Linked DNA regions of Mus musculus: region 1 is linked to region 2. A link is a loop called in an ENCODE intact Hi-C map of the cell type or tissue named here. Cell type or tissue: heart. All regions are shown on one strand.

Region 1 (4,000 bases), 96 kb before region 2:
TCTGCCTTTCGATGATGAATCCCTCATAACCTAAGAGTAAGCAGGACAGCTAAGTGGGTGTGGAATCCAACACTTGAGTTATTTCCCCAAAGTCACACTGGAAGCTGGATGGAACATTTCCAGCTGCACTCAATGGCACCAAGGAGAAAACGCCTTTAAAAAAAAAAAAGACAAAAACAAAACTACATGGCCTGGGCAGCTTTTGGCAGCTCTGAAAGACTCAAGCTTTCTTTCCCTGTTGCTTGCCAGCTGACTTTACTCAAAACTTCTTGCCTAGCAATCCTTGAAAGCATGTCTGTGGCTTCGGAGAGCCATTTAAGGGGGAAATACAATAACAAAATGCCCACCAAGAATCCAGCTTTGTCTCGTCACAACGTTTAAATATCAATACGGCAGTCTGCAGTTAATCAAGTACACAGACCTAACTTCTAATTTGCTTCTTTTATTGGCTTTCTGAATTATAAATATAATCGTGGGAAAAAATTCCTCAGAGTCAAGAAAAGCATACAATTTCTCTTCCTTTCTTGTTCAGAGTGACAGTGGTTAACAGTTTATGTGAACATATAAAAATCCAAGTTGTTGTTGTTGTTTGGGAACGTAGTGACAAACATAAGAACAGATCGGTCTGCAGATTGTCAATCTTAACATTTCCAGAACCACTGACTCAGAATTCCTTCTTGTGGATGACCGTACACACGTGGCTCTGCGCTCAACCCAAACAACTCGCACTTACTTCTTTCTGCGGCTGTAAGTAAGACTTCGTGGTCTTGGTCGAGCTGGCTGAAATTCAATCTCCAGCGCTCGAAAGTCAATGGCATCCCTTTGACTAACTCCATCTGACAGCCTTCTGAAAAAAAAAAAAAAAAAAAAAAAAAGCAAACAGGTGTAGAGTGTTAACTTCTCAGTGTGATTATCTCCAGAGGGTCGACCGAAGGCCTTAGCAATAAGAATGGAGGGGAGAGGAAGCAGCTTCCAAGCGCGTCCCAGGTTGTGGGGACCAGGCTCTAGGTTCGGTGTTGAGGGCGTGCCGACTCGGCCGGCCCACCCAGCTCTACAAACTAGAGCAACTTCTCCATCCGGTCTCCCCGGCTTTTTCCTGGGCCTCACCTTGGCACGTAGCGCTCTGGGGAGCCTGGGGAGGCGCTGGGTTGGGGGTGGGGGACCGTTCCGGGTCCCGCGTGATCCATGCTTGGGTGTGGTTGGTGCTCAGTCCAGCGGCATCACGGGGGTTCAGCGTTCAGATGTCTTGCTAAGCCCAACTTCTGAAGTCGCCGAGCGAACTCCGCACCCAGCGCCTCCCGCATCTTGCATTCTTGACTTCCTGAGACCCGAGTGGAACCACGTGGAGACCTCATCGTGTCTTTGATGGCTTCATAACCTGAAGGTCCGAAGAGGCCAGATAGGCACCACCCTCAGGCCTTGGGCATCTATCTAGGTGGCTGCCGCTACTATGTACGCTGAGAGCAAAGGTCAGGTGCACTTGGGTTTCCCTCTTCTCACCTCCCCTCGTGGATCCCGCTCACAAGCCACTCGGAGCCGTCTAGACTTAGCTACATGCCAGTGCTGGCTGGCAAATTCTCACCAAGCGCCACGCCCTGGTAGCTGAAGAGTTTACACTAGACCCTGGATCTCAGCAGGGTTTGGGACTCAAGTCTCAGCTGTTTTTCTGGGGGAGGCTACTTCCTGGCGGAGCGGGGGAGACTGTAATCTTTGGACACCGCGCGCTCCAGTGAAGCCTTAGGTTTTCTCAGTGCTACGAGGGGCGGAGAGCTCGGGAAGGGCCCGGGGGCGCAGTCCCAGCGGGACCTGGGCGCCAACTGGCGGGAGGGTTCGAGTTCGGCCTTTCCCAAACTTGGGCCACGGGGCGGGAGCGCGGCCTTCCCGGCGGTGACGCGCGCGGTGGCGCGGCGTGTGATTGGAGAATCGGGCGGGGGCGGGACCGAAGGGACGCGGCAGGGGGCGGCGGTGCCAGGAGCCGGGGCCGAGAGTAAGGCTCAGCGGCCGCCGCGGCAACAAGTGCTGGAGCTGAGGCGAGCCGGAGCCGCCCAGACCCCGCCGGGCCGCCCGTCCGCGCATTGCGCATGGAGCGAGAGCGGCGGCGGTCGCGGGGCTGAGCCGCAAGAGCGGCTGGGACGTGGATGCGGCCGCGGTCTTCCGCCCCGCCCCGCCGAGCTGGAGGTGTCCCTAGACAAGGTAGGGCCGGGTGGGTGGGCACCGGCCCTGCATCCCCGCCCCGCCGCGCTAGTTCCGGCCGGTGTGGGCGCCCCGCGCTCTCGCCGCTCTTCTGTGGCTCCTGCGTTGTCTGCGCATACGTTCCATCGGGTTCCCCTCACCGCTCCCAGTCTCACTTTCCTGGCCTCCGCACATCATTTCCCTGGCCTCCTCACCTCCCGGATATCCTCACCGGTCTCCGTTCTCCTGTCCGGCTTCCTCACCTCCTGGTCCTTCTCCCCTCCTTTACAGCCTCCTCACCTTCTCCCCAGTCTCCCGGCCTCCACCTCCTTCCTGACCTTCTCACCTGCTCGACCTCCGCTCTTCCTGCACCCACAGGGAGAGGGCAGCGACACCCTGAGCCGCGCTGTACCCCGCGCACGAGGTGCGGGCCTGGGCGGCGGGGGAGCGTCGCGGGCGGTGTTCTGCCCCGCCCGCGCACTGCGCTGGTCTAGGGTGCCGCAGGGGCAGATCAGGTGTTTGTGAGCCGCTGGCTGCCGCTTTTCACCCCCATCCGCTGGCACTGTTATCTTCGGGTCCCCAAAGACTGGTTTCTGTGAAACTTCAGGAGAACCTTTCGCGTTGACCTCTAAAAAATATTCCACGCCGCCCGCGTTGAATGATTAACTAGACTCAGGACTGCCTGGGGAGCTGGCCCTGCGACTGGCAGGTGGGCGCACCTGAGGGGCTGGGACCCTTCTGGGGACGTAACACCTAGCACCTGCTCAAATGCACTCGCCTAGGGTCCTCTGAGCTCCCGGGTCTTGTGTGGGAAGGAAGCTCTGAAGACTCCTCTCTAGTGTCATAGTGCGTGCGAGGTCATCTTGAAAAGTAATGCACACTTGGGTAACCTGGGCTGGCCCCATGTTCGCTCCTGCCCCAAATACAGGGTGGCTGGCCTTCGCTCCCCTGCCCACTGTGGTCTCCCAACTTGACTGCTTCAAACGATTAAACCTGTTCTTCTGCCCCCTCCGCTCCCCGCCAAGCCGTAGCTTTTTCCAGGTTTCGAAGCCAATGGGTGAAAATGGGCTTCGTGTTATTACAGGTTCTTCCAGGGTACTTCTTTGTGCCTCGGAAAGTGATGGGATGGTTAATGAGAGGGCCACTGGACCTGAGTGGAGCTAGGAGGGCGGGACCGGGGCCCAGCCGTAGCGCACTTCTGTGGGGTTTGGACCGCGCACTTGATAGGGGACCGGCTCAGGGGCAGGCCGGTCACTTCCCTCCTGTTCTAGTCCAACTTCTGTTTCTTTTGAATAGAGATTATGAAAGCTGATGGAACCCCGGGGAGTTTTTACGCCGGTCCTAGAGCTCTTTATACGGTTAGGTTTTAAGACCAAAGAAGTGTGCGGGAGCCCTGTAGAACTCGCCCGAATAATTTCCGGCCTTTGCAGTGTGTACAGATATGTTTATCAGCAGATCTGCTTGGAACTCCTTTCTCGGCGTAGAATACTGCTTTCCCCACTCAGGACTCAGCCTGCCGTTCTTAATTTAGTGTTTTTGTGTAAATGTCGGATTCTCTGCTAAACTTAGGAGTCCATTCTAGAGGCTTGCTCTGCCACGTGCTGATAAATGACAATGTTTTTTTCCTTAAGAGGCTTGTATCCCCTATTTAGTTTCGGGAATGGGATACTTGGACAGTAAGATTGTTTTTAAGGACAAATAAGATGCTTAAGCGCTTATAGAGATCATAACGAAGTTCTTGGTGGCCTCAGCTTACCTTTGCCAAAAACCAGTCATCTGGTGGAACTGTTCAGATTTGTCAGATTTGTCCAGTCTGAAATCACCCAAG
Region 2 (4,000 bases):
CACATGTGTATACACACACACACACACACACACACACACAAACACACACACAGATAGACATACACAGACATACAGACAGACACATGGATAGATATACACAGACACACAGACAGGCACACATACATACATACATATACACACACAGACCTATACAGACATACACACATATATGTACACAGACACACAGACAGACACATAGATTAACAGACACAGACACACAGACAGGCACACATACAGACATACACATACATACATACAAACACACACACAGGCACACACAGACATACACAGTCACACAGACCAACACATAGACAGACAGACACAGACACAAAGACAGGCACACATACATACATACATACATACATACATACATACATACATACATATACATACACATACATACATACATACATACATACATACATACATACATACATATGTACAAACACACAGACACACAGAGTAAATATTAGTAATTTATATCGGAATAAAAGAGCCTGTGTTCACGTGGGCCAGGGCTGTCAAGGAAGGTGGAAATGGCCAGGTAGCTGTTGCCTCTGAAACCACCATACTTTGTGGACTTAGAATTATCCAGTAAATTGTGATGTTGTAGAAAGACACACACATATCTGCCTATGTTCCTGACAGCATGCTTACAGCCGAGATAATGTGAGGAGGTGTTTGGGTTGGTGCATAGGCCCTGGCAGCCCCAACAAACCAGGGCCCCATCCTCAATAAGCCAGTTAAAGAGACAGTAATAGTGAAAAAAAAAAAAAAACAAGAGAAAAGAGATTTATTCAATATAGCTACATCAGGAAGAGAATTGACTAAAGACATTCAGTGGCAACCCCCCTTCCCCCCCCCCCCCAGTCTGTCTTCTGCGGTCCTGATATGAGGTTTAAATTTAAACAGAGACATGCATCATTGGCAGTACTGGCCAAGATGGGCTCCTGCTCATCCTCTGATCATGGTCTCTCCAGTGAGGTGGTCGGATAAGCTGTCAGAACTATGTGAAATCTTTCCAAGAGCAAAGCTCCCAAGAGACTCCTGGGAAATTCTATTCTGTGTGATTCATTGTCTCTGTAGCCTGATAAACAATTGGAAGGGCATATGTCTCTCTCTAGAATAACTTCCTGCTTCCAGGAAGCACAGTATTCCTGCTATGCCTTCAAGAATGTTCTATGGTGACAGAAGCCCTACTAGGGAGTGATGGATGGCTGATTTTATGGGTGGTGCTATTTTTTTATTTATTTCTTATTTTTTATTTGAGTGTTGCTACAGTTTGTTTAAATATATCCCAAAGGTTTCCATGGTAAAGGCTTAGTCTCCAGGAAGCGTCAATCTGGAGACAGTGGAAAGCATTTGAGATGGTGTCTCACTATGGAGCCTATTGGCTTTGAAGCTGCAATCCTCCTGAGAGGCAGACATGCACCATCACACCCAGCAGATGGTAGAAACATTAGGAGGTAGGGCCTAGTGGGGGTGTCTTCACATCTTTGGAGGACATGCCCTTAAAGGGGCTAGTGGGACTCCAGTCCCTTCTTGATGTCCCGTTTGCTTCCTAGCCTTAAAATGGTCAGTTTTAACACATAGAGCCTACCCAGCCACCCAGCAACCCCGCAACAAATGGTGGACTAGAATCTAAAACACTCTCCTGTCATAAGTTGGTAGTCTCAGACATTTGTTACAAGTGATAGAAAGCTGACTATATTTTCCAAAATTCCTTTTACTAAGCAATCACTACTTGATTAAAAAGAGTCCTGAACTTGAAAGCATTTCTTGTACCAACTATGCTATTGTATGTATTGTAAGCTATTGTAGTGACCCAGCCTTTTGGTCCTGTCCTTTCGGTGTGATGGCAGTGAGGCAACCCCAAGGACATTTCCTTTCTGAGCACCATTTTCCAATAAGCTGATGAGGCCAAATGGGGCCAGTTCCTGTATCACCATCTGCTTTGGGGCAGTGGCAATTCCCAGATGGGAGGGAAGGAAGTCTCATCTTCCTATTGCCCTGGGGGAGCCATAAGGTCAGCAGCTTAGGGGAAAGATCTGAGCAGGGAGGTAGACTCTCCCACACAGCTTCCACAAACCATGGAGCCACTGTGGGCCTGTTTCATTTGTAAAATAAACAAGCACAACAACTCCTAGGGTTTTTTTGTTTGTTTGTTTCATTTGAGGACCAAATGTAATATTTTTCTCAAAAGCATTTGCGGGCTGGCAAGAGCCATCAGTTTTCATCTCAGAAAGCACATAGGTTTGGGACTGGAGTTGGGTAGGGGCAGGGAATTGGGTCATTTTCAACGCTCATATTTTGGACTCCAAATTGGAAATTATAACAATCTCTTTGTGTTCTTTACCACTAGCCTCTGGTGAAATTTCACTGTGTGGTTGTGGTTACAGGTGCAGGCTGCCACTGTGATCAGAGTCCTTGGTGACAGACGGTAGGGACGTTTGCGATGGTAGGGATGGTTGTGACGGTAGGGACGGTTGCGACGGTAGGGACGGTTGCGACGGTAGGGACGGTGAGGAGGGGGCTTCTTCCTTCCTGCCGCCACACCCTGTGGTTGAGCAGGCTTGTATGGTGTGAGGAGAACCCTGATAAGTTCCCGTGGAACTAATTTGAGGCTTGAGAGGTGTTTTTCTGTTGGCTAGTGCTACATCACTTTTTTTTCCCCAAGAGATGGGACTGTCAAGGTCAGTCACTGGGGTGGCTGTAGCCCTGTAACCCTGCCAGTACAACGCTACGTAGCCTTCCCACTAGGTTAAGGAGATTGGCGGTGGGGGCTTTCCACTCACTTATACAGGGGCCGAGCTTCACCATTGGACTAAGAAACAGCCTTGCCCTGTGGCTATGGGGACTGCCAGATGGTTAAGACCCAAGAACTTGAGACAACACAGCAAGGTTCTCTCTGACAGAGGGCTGCCCATGTGGACCAGGCAGGGAGAGGCCAGCAGTCTTGGCTGGAGATGGTGGGGAATATTTTTAAAGGACTTCACTGGGTCTACTTTCTAACAGAGCCCATCCAACTGGCCAGTCTATTTCTCCCTTCATGCATTTCTTTTTGGATTGTTAGAGATGTTTTTTCTTTTATGATAATGTATTCATTTCAAAAGTATATAAAACCAGTTCTTCATGTTTGCATATTTTATATTCATGGATTCTAACTGTGGCCCCCTAAACTTCTTCCTTCCTTCCTTCCTTCCTTCCTTCCTTCCTTCCTTCCTTCCTTCCTTCCTTCCTCCCTCCCTCCCTCCCTCCCTCCCTCTCTCTCTCTCTCTCTCTCTTTCTCTCTTTCTTTTTTTCTTTCTTTTTTTCTTTCTTTCTTTCTTTCTTTCTTTCTTCCTTTCTTTCTTTCTTTCTTTCTTTCTTTCTTAATTTATGTCTGAACCCAAACTATAAGACTTTATTCTTTTTTCCCCTTAGATTCATTTTTTAATGTATATTTCACTTGCATGAGTGCCTATGTATCATGCGCATCCTGGGAATGGAGTTATGGATGGTTGAGAGTTGTCGTGTGGGTGCTGGAAATCAAACTGGCTTCTCTGCAAGAATCCCTCCAAGATTTTATTCTTATTTTCTAATAATCCAGTATAGACACTTTACAGTGCATATATAATGATATATAATCATTATATAGTGATATATAACCATTAGACACAATTTAAAGCACGTGAGAGGACTTTGTAGATTATGCATAACCATGACTTATGATTTATTTGTTGTTTCTATTCTTTAGATTTTTTGGGAGAGAGGTTCTAACCATGTTGTCCTGCCTGGCCTGGACCTTACATATAAGAGAAGGATAAAGAAAGAGGCGTGGAAGATTTCATACAAAGGTTGAAAAATTGTCAAATGAGAAAAATATGTTATCAAATAGGAAGGCACTCCCTACTGCTACACACACACACACACACACACACACACACACACACACACAAAACCACTCCCCTAGAATTGCCTGGAGCCCATGATGGAGCCCATTGGCACTCAACAAAGTTTG

What was found. A loop is a pair of places that touch in the nucleus more often than their neighbours do. Peaks named below come from ENCODE experiments on the same cell type or tissue, not always from the same donor. Only the 100,000 strongest peaks of a DNase experiment are listed, where the experiment ranks them.
Region 1: a loop joins it to region 2, with 2.0 times the contacts of the local background. A loop is called at or near these places in 5 of 42 quality-filtered maps.

Annotation. Positions count from the first base shown.
Region 1 is chr11:22,857,687-22,861,686 of GRCm38, reverse strand. B3gnt2 (UDP-GlcNAc:betaGal beta-1,3-N-acetylglucosaminyltransferase 2) reads left to right here and starts at 1,952. Exons shown (of 2, transcript NM_016888.5): 1 at 1,952-2,193. In heart, a CTCF peak has its summit at 1,602; DNase peaks (open chromatin) are centred at 1,156, 1,836, 2,826 and 3,376; H3K4me3 peaks cover 3,288 bases; H3K27ac peaks cover 2,094 bases.
Region 2 is chr11:22,761,212-22,765,211 of GRCm38, reverse strand. No RefSeq gene overlaps it. Among named protein-coding and RNA genes, the nearest start is that of B3gnt2, 97 kb to the left of the region's middle. In heart, no CTCF peak of the experiment used is centred here; a DNase peak (open chromatin) is centred at 1,951.